2 separate regions of the Homo sapiens genome follow, and region 2 is linked to region 1. The links are chromatin loops, found by intact Hi-C in ENCODE. Cell type or tissue: MCF 10A. All regions are shown on one strand.

Region 1 (8,000 bases):
GACAGAAGGGAAACTCATTCATAGAGAACCTGCCATGCACCAGGTCCTTTCCATCCTAAGGTGGCTTATCCCTTTTCCTGGGTGCACTACATCCAGCCCATCTGGGGCTGGAGTACATAAGCATTGCTCTACAGAAGAAGAGGAGCTTCCACAACCCTCTGCCATCTTATCTTTGGTGACTTCTGAAACTGCAGGGTCCAGAAGATCCAACTTTACACATTGCAGTATGCAGTATACTCTCACATTTCTCCTCTCATTTAGTTCTCATAGCAGCTTGAGAGGTTGGGATTCATAGCTCCATTTTTTTTCTTTTTTTTTTTTTTTTTGAGACAGAGTTTCATTCTTGATGCCCAGGCTGGAGTGCAGTGGTGCCATCTCAGCTCACTGCAACCTCCGCCTCCCAGGTTCAAGCAATTCTCCTGCCTCAGCCTCCCGAGTAGCTGGGATTACAGGCAACCACCACCATGCCCAGCTGATTTTTGTATTTTTAGTAGAGATGGGATTTCGACATGTTGGCCAGGCTGGTCTTGAAATCCTGACCTCAGGTGATCCTCCTGCCTTGGCCTCCCAAAGTGCTGGGATTACAGGCGTGAGCCACTGCGCCCAGCCTATATCTCCATTTTGCAAATGGATTGAACTGAGATTATTGAGTCAGTAAGCAGTGGATCCTAGGCATAAATCCCTAGTTTTGTGGCTCAAAGTTCACAGCCTCCATGAGGGCTCCATACCTTTGTTGTGTCTTTTCTTCTATCCTACCCTAAAGCAGGCATTCAGCCTATCTTGCTAGAACCTCGTGACATGTAATCTCTGTAGGTTTTGGGCTACAGTAGGTGTAAAGGACAATAGGACATGGGTTCTTTCCTCAGGTGCCTAGTTGAAGGCATGAGATAAGCTTGCCTCCTTTGTTCTTCCCCTCAAGACGTGATCTGGGGGCTCCATTCTCATAAATATTCAGGTGCGCGTCACTGGTGGTGGTGCAATGTGGAGCTGGGGGAGAGAAGCCCAGAAATCGGGTGGGCTGAGCTCAGTCCCAGCTCTACAGCCACTGACCTTGGGGAAATCACCCCAGTTCTCTTATCCCTAAAATGGAGACATTGATCATTTCAGTTCCTCCTTCACAGGATCGTGGGGCAATTTAGTGAGATGATACGTGTGAAAGCAACAGTAACTGCACACCACTGCACAAATGTAAGGGTTAGTGCTGCCTTCTCTCTGCTACCTGACCCATCTGATCAGCAGCATCAGAAAGAACCTAACACCTGCAGGTTTTATCCCGCAAGTACATGGCCTGGTAATGCTCTGAAGGTGGAGAAAATACTTGCCAGGGACTTTTACAAGATCCTGGTCATTGTGCTAACAGTAAGGGAAACAACAGTCCAGATAGGACAGAGTACCTTGCAGACGTCTTCGCATAGCACTGGCTGGTTTGCTGTCTCTAAAAAATTTTTTATCTTGTGAGAGTTTCAGGTTTGCTTTCATGAGTCAGCTTTAGGGAAGTAAGCTGAAAGCACAGTGCAGAAAAGATTTCAGAGCTCGAGTTGTTCAGGTGGTGTTCTTTGGAGCGCATTTGTTGTTCAGGCTGTTGCTCCTGCTTCCCTCCCTTCCAAATCCAGCCTCCCTACGGTCTCTCTCACACACACAGAACCAAGATCAGCCTCTCTGGGCTATGTAACAAAAACCATCTTTCTCTTGCTGGTCCATGACATAACCCTGCCAGTCTGGGAGCTATTACTTTTTCCAGATGTGGAATAATTGCAGGGCTAATCACCCCTGGAGACTGCTGGGACCCTTCTCTAAGGGTCTCCAGGTCCTTTCATTTAATCCTCATGACAGTCACTAACAATAAAGAAGAAAGTGGTAGATGCTGAGTGAGGAGCTAAGATATTTGTCCAGAGACACAGCAAGCTGCATGTAATTCTGGTTCAAAATTCTTAGGTCTGCAAAAAAACTGAAAAATGTCTCTTGTCCCTCCCCCACCTTCCTACAGGAAGGATTTTGTACAAAATAACATTGCAGGCCGGGCGCGGTGGCTCACGCCTGTAATCCCAGCACTTTGGGAGGCCGAGGCGGGTGGATCATGAGGTCAGGAGATCGAGACCATCCTGGCTAACAAGGTGAAACCCCGTCTCTACTAAAAATACAAAAAAAATTAGCCGGGCGCGGTGGCGGGCGCCTGTAGTCCCAGCTACTCGGGAGGCTGAGGCAGGAGAATGGCGTGAACCCGGGAAGCGGAGCTTGCAGTGAGCCGAGATTGCGCCACTGCAGTCCGCAGTCCCGCCTGGGCGACAGAGCGAGACTCCGTCTCAAAAAAAAAAAAAAAAATAAAATAACATTGCAATTCCCAGGACAGCCCTTCATTCCTTAGCTACTTCTCTACAGATGTGGGGCCACCTACTCTCCCCCTATCCCATTTTCTCCATCACCGCCTCCTGCCTCCAAGCCTACCTTTCTGAAAGATGTTCTTGACACTGTCATTAAACAGCTGCCAGCAACACCTGCTGGCATTCTCTGTTGCAAAGATAACAACCCAACTTTAAAAAGAGAGAATACAAAACAAGAAAGGCTATGGGAGGTGTGGTTGTGGGTTTTGGTTTTATTGTGTTTTTTTCCGTTTGTTTGTTTTTTTGCCAAATTACATTTTGTACATTTCTCTGTTGATTCTCTTATTCCTTTGCATTTTCTATTCTCTATTTATGAACCCCCTCTCCCAACCCCCACTTTAAAAATCAAGAAAAGGAAACCTGTTTCAGGATTAAATATGGTGTCAACATGTGGCTAGGATCTGAATACCTCAAAGAGAAGTCACAGGGGTTGTCTCCACCTACCCAAGCCTTTAATGGTGGAGAAGGAAAGATGGATTTAAAAAAGACGGAGGAGCCAGCCTTTTCCTCCTACCCTCCTGGGCCTCCTTCCAACAAATGATGATGCAGGGTGATGAAGATAGCGCTCTCAGAATCTGTGCCTAGTGATAACTCCCTCAGAAAGTCATGGGGATGCTTTCCCCACCTGTGCGTGTACACTGGTGTTTCTTCTGTTTATGCAAGGAGTCATTGCAGGGAGGGCTACATCTAGTCTGCTGCCCCAGTGGTTGCTAAGTCTTGATAGACACCACCTCTATCTGCCCTGCCCTCCTGCTCACCCACAGAGATGTGGCCCATTCTGAAACCACCAGCACCTCTTCCTTGCCACACCTGTCTCTAAGTGCCATTGGATCCCACTGCACAACTAATTCCCTTTTGCAGCCAGCTGGAGGAACACAAAGCTTATTACTCTCTTAAGACAATAGCTCAAAAGTGATAGTTTCTTTTTTTTTTTCCTTTTTTTTTTTTTTTTTTTTTTGCTTTCAGAGACCAACAAGGAATAAAGGGGCAGCTTCAGCTTCAGGAAATCGAGTTGTGTTTTGTGTTGCCAGGGGGTTGGGGGCTGGCGAGGGCTGAAGAGGTTGGGTTACTGGAAGCAAGATTCAAGGGAGCTTTGCAGAGGTCAACCCCAAGCAGTCTTTGTGGGAACCATCAAACTGATGACTCTGCTGATTTTCTATAGTGTCATGGAAAAGGATTGTAGGGAATTCTTGCCAAGTCTTTAGAAGAAAAGATATATATAGCTAAAGACATGTATATTTATAGAGAGATATATGGATATATTTATGCCAGTCATGCCAATGAGCTCTGCAGCGAGGAGAGGCCTCTAGAGAAGAGCAGGGCACCAGGATCTCCCTGCAGCACTTTCTGGCCCTTGGGAAAAGGAAATAAGAACATCATCGAAGGTACCTGGATCTGTGGCCTTAATCCTGAGAGGCCCCACCTCCTGGACTGAGAGGGCCTCCTTAACAAGGCCAAGCCAGGAGTTTTCCTTTGAACGGTTCAGTCAAATCCCTGCAGCCTAGAAGACACCTTAGAAGGAAATCTTTCTGGGAGTCTTTGATCCCTGAGGAACCTAATGTTCAGAGCAGAGTGTGAGAGGCAGGGATTCCTTATGGGCCAATGCCAGGAGTAGGGAGGGGGCTGATGGGAGGGCTGAGTGCTCCATGCCTAAAAGAAGGGAAGAATGGCCCCAAATTCATTTTTGCTTCCACCTGTGGGCAAAAAGCTTAATTGGACTGTTGGGCTTGGAAGGGCCCAGACCCTGCTTTTAGAGGAACTGGGAGGCTTGCCTATTTAGCTGGGACCATCTGCTGGCCCCCCGCTTAAGCCTGGGGGAACAGCTGAGGCTTACTGAGAAATTGGGCTAAAGATTCTTTCCAGAAATCTCCCTGGAACTGCATGAGGCGTGTGTGTGTGTGTGTGTACTCTTTGTGATTTCTCTGCACCAGCGGATCTCTTAATGTGAGTAAAGCAGCGCAGGCTCAAGGGTGAGCTGGGCGGGAGGCTTTGCTGGGTGTGCCCAATATCTGGCTTTAACATCTCTCATTCCATCTCCATCATGTCAACAGCTTTCAAGATTGACTGAAGCATAACTGCTTGCTTCATCCCCAGCCTGTGTGCCCCTTCCATCCCTGCCTACACCCAACCCTGTAGAGGCCCTGGGGTGTGATGAGTAAGTCAGGGTAATGACACCACACCCACATTATCTAGGGCTGGCCTTGGTATACTTTCCTTGGTTTTTTTTTTTTTAAGCAGGGGGTGGAGAAGGGAGGCAGAATATGATTGCAAAACCTATTTGGCTGTAGCTACCACCTGAATTCCTCTTTTGCTACAGACAGCGTCCCCCTTCCTCCCCAGGCAAGTTAAATTGCTTAGGACTGGCAAAGAGACTCAGAGTCTAAAGAAAACCTTCGGGTTGGCAGAATAAACATTCTTACCCGTCCCTTCCCTCCTCCCTGTCTCAACCCACCCCACATCTATCCTCTGGGCCAGTTAGCCCTCATTCCTAAGGAGCAGGCTATCATGTGAACATCTGGGGAAATCAAGAATGAAAGTTACACTTGAGTAAAAACTTCCTAGAACAGCACTGTCCAAGATAACATTCTGTGATGAGAAAAAACTTTTATATCTGTGCTGTTCAATACAATAGCCACTAGCTACATGTGGCTATTGAGAGATTGACATATATTAGTGTGCCTGAAAAGCTGAATTTCTTATTTTACTTAATTTTAATTAATATAAGGATAAATAGCTACCTGTGGCTAGTGGCTATTACACTGGATGGTACAGTTCTAGAATATGAAGTAGAAATAACTTAGAAGTCTAGGGTACCATGAAAGCCTAAAGGAAAAGTCTCCAACTCTCAGTCCCAGTTGAAAAGGGGGCAGTTTTGTAAGATGCTACAGTGCAATTTCTTTTTCATCTGCCCCAGAATAAACCAAATTCCCAGCTTAAAGCATCAGACGGGCCTCTCTTGGTGATCTGTTTCCCAGGTAAAAGAAACTGAGGGGTAGATAAGCAGGAGTGGGGCCCAGCACCGTCCCCCACCCCCAAAGACCCCCCCCTCTCCCTCTCTGGCACCTGGCTCTGGCTTCTCGTCTACAGCAGGGACCCCAGTGGGGACGCTGCGCAGAATGGTGCTGCAACTGCGGACATCTGGTTTCCCTCCCATCTCTGCCCCTTCATTTCTTTTCTGTCAGCAACAGCTCCTGGCTGTGGATGGTCAGCAGAGTCAACGAGGCCTGCAGACCTCCTTTCCGGCTCCCTCTACTCCCCCATCCCCTGCTGAGGAAGGTTAAGGGAGAAAGAGAAAAAAAGAGACAGGAAGGCAGAGTGAGGGTGAAATGAAATGTTAGTGACATTCAAGAAAGTGAGTTCATGGGGCTCTCACTGCCCTCCCTCCGGATTCAGGATGAACCTTGTCTGGTTTATAAGCCATCAGTGGCTTCTCCCCTGTCTGAGTTGCCAAACTCTTGTGCCCCCACCCTCCATGGCTCACTGCAACACATGTGCCTCCTCCCATATCATGGCAGGTCCATCTGTGACCTTTGTTCTTCTGACCTCTCCCCTAGACGAAGGGGGAGCCCCAGAGGAACTTTCCCTCCCTATCCCAGACTGAATACATTCAACCTGCCTCTCTGTACAGCCTCCCCCAGTCGCTGTGGGTAAACAGGAGGAAGAGAGAGGAAAAGCTTTCTTTCTTGACTAGGAGGTTGGCAGCCCCAGCTTGATTCCACATGGGAAGAAGCTATTCCTTTTTCTGATCTTGGCTCCTTGGCTTTTACTGTCCCCTACCCCTAGCCAGAAGCTGCATTAATTCACCGGGTCACTCAGCAGCCAGAGTCTCCTCTAGGAGAGGCTGAGCTGCCCAACCTAGGAATGGGCTAGAACCCAGCAGTACTGGATGCAAACTCCCCGCACAGCTCTGCCCAGCTGAAAGGCTGCCCTTCAAACCCCTTTTCTTGCTCAGAACTACAGGGGAAAGCAGGAGAGCCCCTGTTTTGCTACAAACAAGCAGAGTGATGGCAAATACGCCTCAGTTTTCCTATCTGCAAAATGAGGAGACGGCCTCATAAGGCCCTTCCGGAGCTCCATTCCATGAATGCAGTGTCCCAACATTGCCACTCGCATGGGCAGAGCAAGACGCTTTCAGTAGCTATGGAACTGCCAAAAAATTCTCTTGCAGTTTTTTGGTGGTTCTGATTTCTTTTTTCTGTCTTTCTTTCTTTTTTTCTTTTCTGAGACAAAGTATCACTCTGTCACCCAGGCTGGAGTGCAGTGGCGCGATCTGGGCTCACTGCAACCTCCACCTCCCTGGTGCAAGCAATTCTCCTGCCTCAGCCTCCTAAGTAGCTGGGATTATAGGCAGGCACCACCATGCCCGGCTAATTTTTGTATGTTTAGTAGAGATGGGGTTTCACCATGGTGGTCAGGCTGGTCTCGAACTCCTGACCTTGTGATCCGCCCGCCTCAGCCTCCCAAAGTGCTGGGTTTACAGGCGTGAGCCACTGCACCCGGCCTTTGATTTCTTAAGGAAGAGAGATGAACCCATTGCTCATCTCCTTCTACTGGTTTGATTCCTTTTGTCTTGAGTTCTAAGCTCTGGAGCTGAGCTGAGCTGAGCTAGACTGAACAGGCCACGGTGAAAGAGACAGGAGAGACACTAAGTCAATTTGCCTTTGTTTGTATAGCAGCTAGAGCAGGGAGGAGTTGAAATGAGATAATAGAAAGAACTTCCTAAATGGGACACGGTCTCAGGGGAGTGTAACATTTTCTTTCCTAGCAAAATTTCAAAATAAGAAAGTTGGAGGAGAACATTTGCCTCCCAAAAGCTATTTTTCTGGACATAATTTAAAATTACAGCTTCTCCTCCTATCGCTCTGTATTCCGCCACTTCCCATCCCTGGACCTCATCCCTACCTTCACAGTGAACTCGGGCCCACAACGGCCTGGTCTACAGATGGCGGAAAGAGGTGGGAGGTTTTGCCAGAGAGCAGGGGTGAGATTCCCCTCCCAGCCCCTCTCTGACTTCTGACCTCTGCACCTTTCTTGCTAGTGATCCCTAAATTACTGGGCTGTCTAACCCTCTCTAGGGAGGAGGGAAGCAAACAGGGCTGACGGGAGGTGGAGCAGAGAAAGTATGAGGTGGAGGTCAGGGGTCTTTTCACAGTGTGTTTTGGCAAAGGAAGCCTGTGGAGCTGCCAGTGGGATCAGACTTTCATCTCCTGAGCTAGCCCCCTCACTGGGAAAGCAAAAGCTGTCACTGGAGCTGTGATTTGGAGCATGTGCTCTGGGGAACTAGGCTGCACCCCTCAGGGTCTGGCCCCCTGAAGGAAAGACCAGAGAACAGACAGGGCCTTCCCTGCACCCTCCTGCCACCACCCTCCTCAGCCTTAGGAGGTGACAGCAGTGCCTGGAAAGGGGCTTGCTCAGAAGGAAAAGGCTCGGTCTGCCTACCTGGGTCGGGAAGTGGTAGATGGGATTGTCCTCAGGGCCCCAGCCAGCATGAAGCCTCTCTGATGCTTCTTATAGCCCTCAGTGTGTTCCTATCACTCCAGAGAACCTCCCACATGCATTTGTCTCCCAGTCCAGCAAATTAAAATCTGAAAGGAAGGAAGAGGTCACAGGCTCAGAGCC
Region 2 (8,000 bases), 77 kb after region 1:
GCACTCATCCAAGGGTTGAATTCCACTGTATGGGGCCAGAAGTTTCTTTTCATATTGTCCTCTCCCCTTTGACTCCTGCAGGACCTCTGCTGAGTTTTTATGAATGAGGAGGAAAAAAAATGTCATTGAAAAGTTCAACCAACTTTGGTCTCCTCTCTCTGAGTGATAGATAGGTTTAATTACTCTGAATTACTCAACCACTCTACTCTTCTCCCCCAAGTCATTAAAAATAGATTTTCTCTTTGAACTGCACTCCGCCCTCAGGTCTCCAGATAGTCAGGAGTTCTTAGGAGACAGCACCGGGGTCAGCTTCTGGTCAGAAGGTTGTGCATTGCTTTAGTTGCAATCACAGTCTCCGGAACCTCCAGCTGTTTTTCTGGGGTTTTTGTGCCTCTTTTTCCTTAATGGTGTTGATCACGTGACTTTCACAGCCCAGAGGACAGGCAGGAGGCTGGGTTGGTATTTACTTTATGAGAATTTAAGGGGATCTGAATGCATGACTATTGATTGTTAAAGAAATGGATCTAACACTGAGAACAAACAATAATGAGTTCTTCACATTAATTACTGTGAAGCTGATTCATAGGAAAAACCTAAGCTGAAAGTGTGGGCTCAGAGGTGTTCTGCTTCCTGATGAGCCCCAGAGATAGGTGGGACAGATATTGTCTTTATCTCAAAATAAGGAGATGAGGGCTTGAGGCATAACCGGAGTGCCCATGGCGACACAGCTGATCACTGGCAAGACCGGGACAGAAAACTTCTGCTGCGGCCACTACCCAAGCTGTGCTAACAGAGGGCTTGGTGACATTTTGTAGGAAGCTCAGATGGAAAACGTGGAGCCTGCTCACAGCCTCTTCCATTATCGTTCTGGTCCTAGTAAGCTTAAAAACAGAAGTCCAGCCAGGTGCAAAGGCTCACACCTGTAATCCCAACATTTTAGGAGCCAGAGGTAGGAGAGCCCTTGAGCCCAGGAGTTTTTGACTAGCCTGGGAAACATAGGGAGATTCTGTCTCTCCAAAAAAAATAAATTAAATTAAATTAAATTAATTAGCCAGGTGTGGTGGCACACACCTGTAGTCCAGCTACTCAGGAGGGCTGAGGCAAGAGAATCCGTTGAGCCCGGGAGGTAGAGACTGCAGTGAGCTGTGATTGCACCACTGTACTCCTGCCTGGGTGACAGAACAAGACTGTCGTTTAAAAAAAAATCCCTTAGGGAATCTTTCACCCTTCCCAATCTATGTCCCTCTTCACCTTCTGGTATCACCTCTCTTGCTGTCTGGCTCCTGATTCACCCAGCTGAATCACTGTTAGAAAACAGAGGGGAGTAAAATGAGCTAAGAGATTTGCAGTGGTCAGGCGGGTGAACCTGACCTGCAGTGTCCAGCAGCTTGACTAGGAAGCAGAAAGATGTTCTTTCTAGGAAGAAGAATGGCCCCGGTGGCCGCTTTTGGGGCAGCTCCAGGAGAAGGGGCCTTCCCTCTGCAGTCCTTGCCTCTGTCTGTCTGGACCCCGCTGCATCTGTGTGGGAATTAAACAAACTTAGACACCAATTTTGTTTCTGTTACCCTACAAAGGATATGACCTTACCTGCGTTACTTAAGCTGACACTCAGTTTTCTAATAGGTAAAATGGGACTAAGAATACCTCCCTGGAAAGGTTGGTGTAAGGATTAAATGAGGTAATCTATGTGACGTGCCTGGCATGCGGTAAATACTGGATACATGCAGCTGTTGTTATTATTGTTCCTGCTGCTTCAATCCATTCAACAAGCTCGGTCCACTGCCCAGCTCAGGGCAAGGTGGGGCCAGCCAGGAGCCTGCCAGCTGTCAGGAGACCTCAGTGCCCATCACTTCCCCCAGAACCTTAGGCAGCAGATCCAAAGGGACATGATTTCCTTGCTGCCTCCCTCACCTGCTCCCAGCAGGGGAGATTGAGATTAAGGTGTTGCTTCAGGCATCCAGTAGACATCAGCTCTTTCCTGCTGAAGGACAGAAAGTGGTGTGGGAATTTTTCTTTGGAGACTTGCTGAGCCAAAGGGGATGGAGTAAGAGGCATGTCAGGAGGGAGGGGGCCTGGACTTTCCCCAGAGGGTCTACCTTGGCTTCTCTGCCTGAGAGAATAAGGCCAGGGTCAGGGGCAGGACTGGGCCTCCCCAAACATTGGCCCACATTTCTCTCCCTGTGAGGACTCTGAATGAGTGTCAAGGGAAGCATAGTACACTAGGCTGCCAGGCAGAAAATCTACAGAAAATCAACATCTCCATGTTAATTGCACCCATTTACAGAAGGGCTTACAAGATTTGGTGCAAGCCTGTGAAGAAGAAAAACTCCACCCACCCATTTATTCCATCAGTTAACAGCTACTGGGTACTAGGAGCTGTAGGGTGCAGAGAAGCAGAAGCCTCACCTGCCTTCAGGTTGCTTCAAGCCTCCTGATCCCCGCTCTGCTCTTGCCTCGGATCTCGCAGTGGACTCCTGGGCCACCTTCTCCCTCCTCATCCTTCAGAAAGAGCCCTTGCAGTATATCTGAGAAGAGCGAACAGTCAGTCCCATCATGGGCCGTGGAGGATTCTCCTCCAGTTGGCCACTTTGCCACTCACTGCAAGTGAGGACTTAAGCGCTCTTTGGGGGCCTTAATTTCTCAGTAGATCCAGTGAAAATCATAACACATAACAATACCTGTCCTCTCTTCCTCTCTGGGGAGTTGTGCAGATCAAATGAGATAATGTGTGTGAAAGCATTTCAAAAATGCCAAAACCCTCTGCCAGGATTGCTGTGACTGCGTTATTGATCTCTGTCCATACAGCAGCCCCAGCAGGGGTCTCTCTTCAATCCACCATCAGCTGTGTGTGTAAATGAGTGTCAGATCTTTTCTTGAAAACAGGTTTGGATTGGGGGAAAGAGAAGAAAGTGGCTCTGAGACCCTATAAACCTGAAGGGGTGAAGGGGTGGGCCTGCAGGGAGGGACCACCAAGAGAAGGTAAAAAGGAAAGGAGAGAGGCCCAGGGAGCCAGCTCCATCAGCTTCAGCTGCTGTGTGCTCTGCCCTGAGCCCTGAGGACCAGGAGGCTGTTGATGAGGCCAACTGGTGCTCCATTCGGGCATCTGTGCCACCTCCCACCCCTGCCACCTGGCTCCCAGCCACTGAGAAGGCCTCTGTTTCTTCCCTTGTGTCAGGAGCAGGGGACACGTGTGAGGACAGGTGTACCATCTGGCAGGGCAGATTCCAGGGAAGATTCCAGGGAAGATTCCAGGGAAGAAAGAGATTAAATTCTCAATCTTGGAGGGGCCCACCAGCCTGGGGAACAATTTTCCCTTGTTCCTTTCATCCCTCTGTGTCTCTCTTGCATGATTGCAAAGAAATCTTGCAGATCGCTTGAACACTGAGTGCTCCTGCCAGAGCCCCCTGAGGTGAGCTGCCACTCTCTGTCCTCTGAGCCACGACGGTCCTGGTTCTACTTCTATTGTGGCATCTGTCCTACCATATTGAGATTATCTATTTCCTTGGTTTTGTTCTCAACTGAACCATGGGCTCCAGGAGGGAAGAGAATGTAGCCCTGATGCCTAACAGAGGGTTGAGTACAATGTAAGTGCTCAGTAGATGTTTAAGGACTAAATGGGCCTCCGGCATGATCCACTGTCAGAATCATGTGAGGTTTTCTGCTTTCACCTCAGGCGTTTCTCCAGAAGAGCCATAGAAGAGCTCAGAACCATGTGGGTCCTTCCAGGTGTCCATATAGGGTGGCAGAGATGCAGTGTTGATTCTCTGTCCCCAGGCTCACTTGGCAAAGGGCGCTTGTTCTTATGCCTACCATTGGGAAACTCTTCTGTGGAAAGGGTGATGTGTCTGCTCCTGATGGGAGTAACTGCCCAGGGGCTCTGTCCAGGATGACTCACTCTTAGGGCCTCTGAGGCTTTCCTGGCCTTACCTTGGATGGTCCAAACACTACAGGTGTGCCATGCTTTTCAAGACCTTCAGGAAAGAGGCTGGGTCCAGTGGCTTCCCTCAGTGACTTGTCCCCACTGCCTCTAATAATTATCTGATAATGTGTCTGGCTATACTGGGCCTGACACTCTGTGGGCTACTCGTGTGCTGAATTGAGAGAGTTGGTCAGGGAAGGAAAACTGCCCCACACTCTGCACTCCCTGCCAAGTCCCTCCCACATGTATCTTCAGCCCCGCTGAATCAGGCCAAGGAAGGCACCAGAGACGCGGGGCCCCGGGGCCAGGAGAGCCAAGAACACAGTGTGAGTCACCTTTAAATAAGAGTATTTCTTAAGTAAATGACTTAACAGGACAGTTATATTCATTAAAGGTGTAATTACAAGCCATAAGATCAAGCAGAAAAGAATGTCAAGCATGAGGGTGGAATCCAGTTTGAAGCAGCACTGCGGGTCCTGGGGAGAAGGCCATAGGGGGCAGGAGAAGGGCCTCCCATTGTATAATTCCCATTGCCACACTCACCTGCCAGCCCAGCCACCCCCAGATCCCAGCACTCAGAGTGGAGGGGGCCAAGGAGCCTCAGGCATAATTAAAATGCAATAATAGTAAACAAATGCTAATTAAAGTGTCATAGAGTGTCCCGTTAAACTCTGAGTCAGCCCTGACAGAGGGCGCCCGACGCGGTGGACACTCTCCAGGAGAAAGCTCCCTTTCCTTCTTGAGTTTCTGAAGACATCTCCCTCCCCACCCGACCCAGCCCTAGAACAAGTGCTGGGCTGTCACCTGGGGTACAAAGTGAAGTGGCTCCTGACTGCGGAGGCTTGAACTTGGTCCTTTATGGACTTCATAGATGCAGAATGATTAGAACCAATTTCTCACTGGGCATAAAGTAGTCCCCAGAGCACTGTTGCCTTCCCCTACACCCCTAAAATCCCTCTAATTCCTTCCATAGCACCAAGGAAGAGTGATATTCTGTTTCTTCCTGGCCCCAGGACCTAACATTTAAAAAGACCCACTCGGAGAGCTGGAGTCATCTATATCAGTGGTTGGCCTGCGTAAGAATCGGTTGGAGAGTTGTTAAGACCCATTTCCTGGACCTCTTCCCCAGTGTTTCTGATTTAGTGCACCCTGGATTTTCATGTTCAGTAATCTCACACGTGACACCAATGGTGCTGGTTTGAGAACCATACACTGAGGGCCATTGCTCCTTGAGGGCCCCAGACCTGCCTCATGGAGGACATTGTTTTGGCCAAGGCTAGAAGGCTTGGAGGCATCACATATTCCAGCTCTGTGGTCTTTGCAGTTCTTCCCATGGTCACCCAGACTCACATATCCAGACTTGCACCATCCCTCCCTTGCCCTCACCAAAGGTGTTTGAAGAAACCCTGCTTTCCAGTGTCTGCTTATATGGTTCTTTCCACCTGGAATGCTCTTCATCTGTCTAAATATTCTTCACCTTTTAAGGCCCGGACACATACTGTGTATACTCCGTTTAGGGCAGCACTGTCAGATAGAAATAAAATATGAGCCACAAGCATGAACTACATGTGTAATTTTAACTTTTCTAGTAGCCACATTTCAAAAAGGAAGAAGAACAGGTGAAATTAATAATACATTTAATTCAAGATAAGCAAAATATCTCTTCAACATGTCAATAAAAATTATTGATGTAATTTTTTCCCTTTTTTCTTTTCCTCTCTAAATCTTCCAAATCCAGTGTGTATTGTAGACTTACAGTACATCTTAATTTGTCCTAGCTACATTTCAAACTCAATAGCCGCATGAAGCTAGTGGCTATTGTACTGGGCAGCACAGATGCAGGCAGTGTTTTCTCGTTGCTCTGAATTCCCTCAGCCCTCTTTGAATACTTGTCTTAGAACACGTATCGCTTTCTTCTTTTTATTGCTAGCCTGTTCGCAACTTGAAGGTGCTAGTTGTGTTTTAATGCTGTCGTTGTTTTTATTCTGAAGTGCCTAGCACTGGCCTGGATGGAGGACACAATCAATGAATATTGACTGACAAATGAATATAGAAGCACATGAATATAAGAGACAGAGGAGGCTCCTGGGAACATCTGACTTTGAGGGTCTCCACCCGGTCACTGTGACATTTCTTTCCTCTGGTTTGTGTGTGGCTGTTACATCTTAGAGGACAGAATAATTCAAGTTTTAGACCACCCCCCCTCCACCCCTGCCAACTTACAAGTTTCCTGTTTCACTTTGCTCTTCAACTCAGTGCATTAAAAAAAAAAAAAATCACCAGGAGGGCCCAGGAAACAGGAAAAATAGTTGTGCTATTGGTTTCATGTTTGGAGAAGAACAGGGTTTCACTATCTCCGTGGCACTTGGCGTGAAAGTGGGCTTTGTTGCTGGAGACACTGCTCCCATTCAGGGCCCCTTTTCCCAGCTGCTGAGGGCTGGGCTGTGTTTTGACAGACGGGCCGAATGCAATGCAGACAGTTGTTTTAATTTGCAGCCAGATGCAGACATCCCTCACAAGGAGCCCGAAACCCAAGAAAAGGAGGCTAGGCACTGGACCACCATTCTCAGGCCTCAGAGAGTGGTTTGGAGGGGGCCAGCGGAAGCCTCCCAGGCAGCCAGGGTCTCTGTTATCCCAGAGGGCTGATAGTCACCAGGCCTGGGAGACGTACACTAGAAGGTCTCCGGCAGATACCTGTCTGAAAGGTGTTTCTTGTAGGCATCGTGGGCCATGAGGCAGGGTTCAAGGGTTATTCTTTAAGGCGGTGTGAATTGGTGGTGGTGGTGGTGGCTGCATGTTATCTTTTAACTGTAGAGTTGTACAGGACAAAAATCATCAACAGTCTCAAGGAGGAGTTAGGGAAACTGTGGGAAATAGAAGGCTGGAATGTCAGAATTGGCAGGGACTAATGTAGCCTTCCTCTGAGGGCAGAAATCCTTTCTTCCAGCCTTTGGGACGAATGTCACCTTGACTGCTTATGCATCCCTGTGATAGGCGTTCCTTTGGAAAGCCAGGCGGTTGCATGATGTTGAGCTTTTCTGAGCTTTTCACCCATGAGTCCCACTGCAGCCATACTGCTCCCCTTCGAACACTGGAAAACAGCCTGCATGACTACTTTGAGACTCTTCATTGGACTAAATAAACATCCCAGGTTCATCTGCTGCATCCCACCCCATCCTGGCCACCCTCCAGGAAGGATCTCTGGTTGAGCAACGCCTCTCCTAGGGCAGGCTGCGGAGACCTGAACTCCGGACTCCACAGTGGGGGGTGGCTTCTCTCGACCCTGATGCTGTGTGTCTATTTATGCAGCCCATGGTCAGATTAGCTTCTTTCGTTATCACCTCACCCTATCAGGTCACATCAGATTTTGAGTTGAGTTGACTTTGAGTCAACTCAAACCCTTAGGTCTATCACACTTGAACTATTTCAAATCAGCTATCCCCCGTCTTAAACTTATAGTACCAGTCTTTTTTAAAGCTAAATTGCAAGATTTTACACTCATCTCCCTGCATTTCATGTTTTTATTATTAAAGGGAGGTGAGGGATGTTTAAAGCTGATCATGTCACTGACTTACAGAAAAGCCTCATATATGCAATGTTAAGTGTGATGATGTAGGAAGGATGGGTGGGGACACCCAAGAGAGGAAAGGCAGGCTCATCTCTCTCCCCTCCCACCCACTGTACACCCTACACTTAAGTTTATACTGAACTTATCCATGATCGCTTTCGCTCATCACAATCCTTCAGATTGGCATGTCTTTCCAGGTCTCTGCATCTGACCCCCTCTTACCCTTCAAGGCACCCCTACACCACTGGTCACCTCTTCGCTAAGTTCCCCAAACCTTCAGCACTCACAGCAATCCCACACAACAAAAACTCAGCACAATGTAGAGCAAGTCTCGGTTTGTCATTACCAACTCCCACTGGACCGTAGGGTTCTGGGAGGGCAGAATCTGTGTGCTGTTCGCTGTCGTTTCTCTGTTGCATAGCACCAGAGCTCCACAGCGTTGACATCTGATAAACATTTGCTGAGTGAACAGTGTTAGGATCCATCCTGAACCTCTCAGGAGGATGCCGTGGA

What was found. Hi-C counts contacts between places; a loop is a spot of excess contacts. Peaks named below come from ENCODE experiments on the same cell type or tissue, not always from the same donor. Only the 100,000 strongest peaks of a DNase experiment are listed, where the experiment ranks them.
Region 2: a loop joins it to region 1, with 7 times the contacts of the local background. A loop is called at or near these places in 2 of 110 quality-filtered maps.

What each region holds. Positions count from the first base shown.
Region 1 is chr1:208,181,036-208,189,035 of GRCh38, reverse strand. All of the region lies in intron 3 of PLXNA2 (plexin A2), which reads left to right. Among named protein-coding and RNA genes, the nearest start is that of PLXNA2, 59 kb to the left of the region's middle. In MCF 10A, no CTCF peak of the experiment used is centred here; DNase peaks (open chromatin) are centred at 3,665 and 4,515.
Region 2 is chr1:208,104,265-208,112,264 of GRCh38, reverse strand. All of the region lies in intron 4 of PLXNA2 (plexin A2), which reads left to right. It overlaps LOC105372887 (a long non-coding RNA gene), which reads right to left and starts at 5,375. Exons shown (of 4, transcript XR_007066850.1): 1 at 5,306-5,375; 2 at 2,407-2,525; 3 at 1,912-1,981; 4 at 1,475-1,518. In MCF 10A, no CTCF peak of the experiment used is centred here; DNase peaks (open chromatin) are centred at 3,874 and 4,174.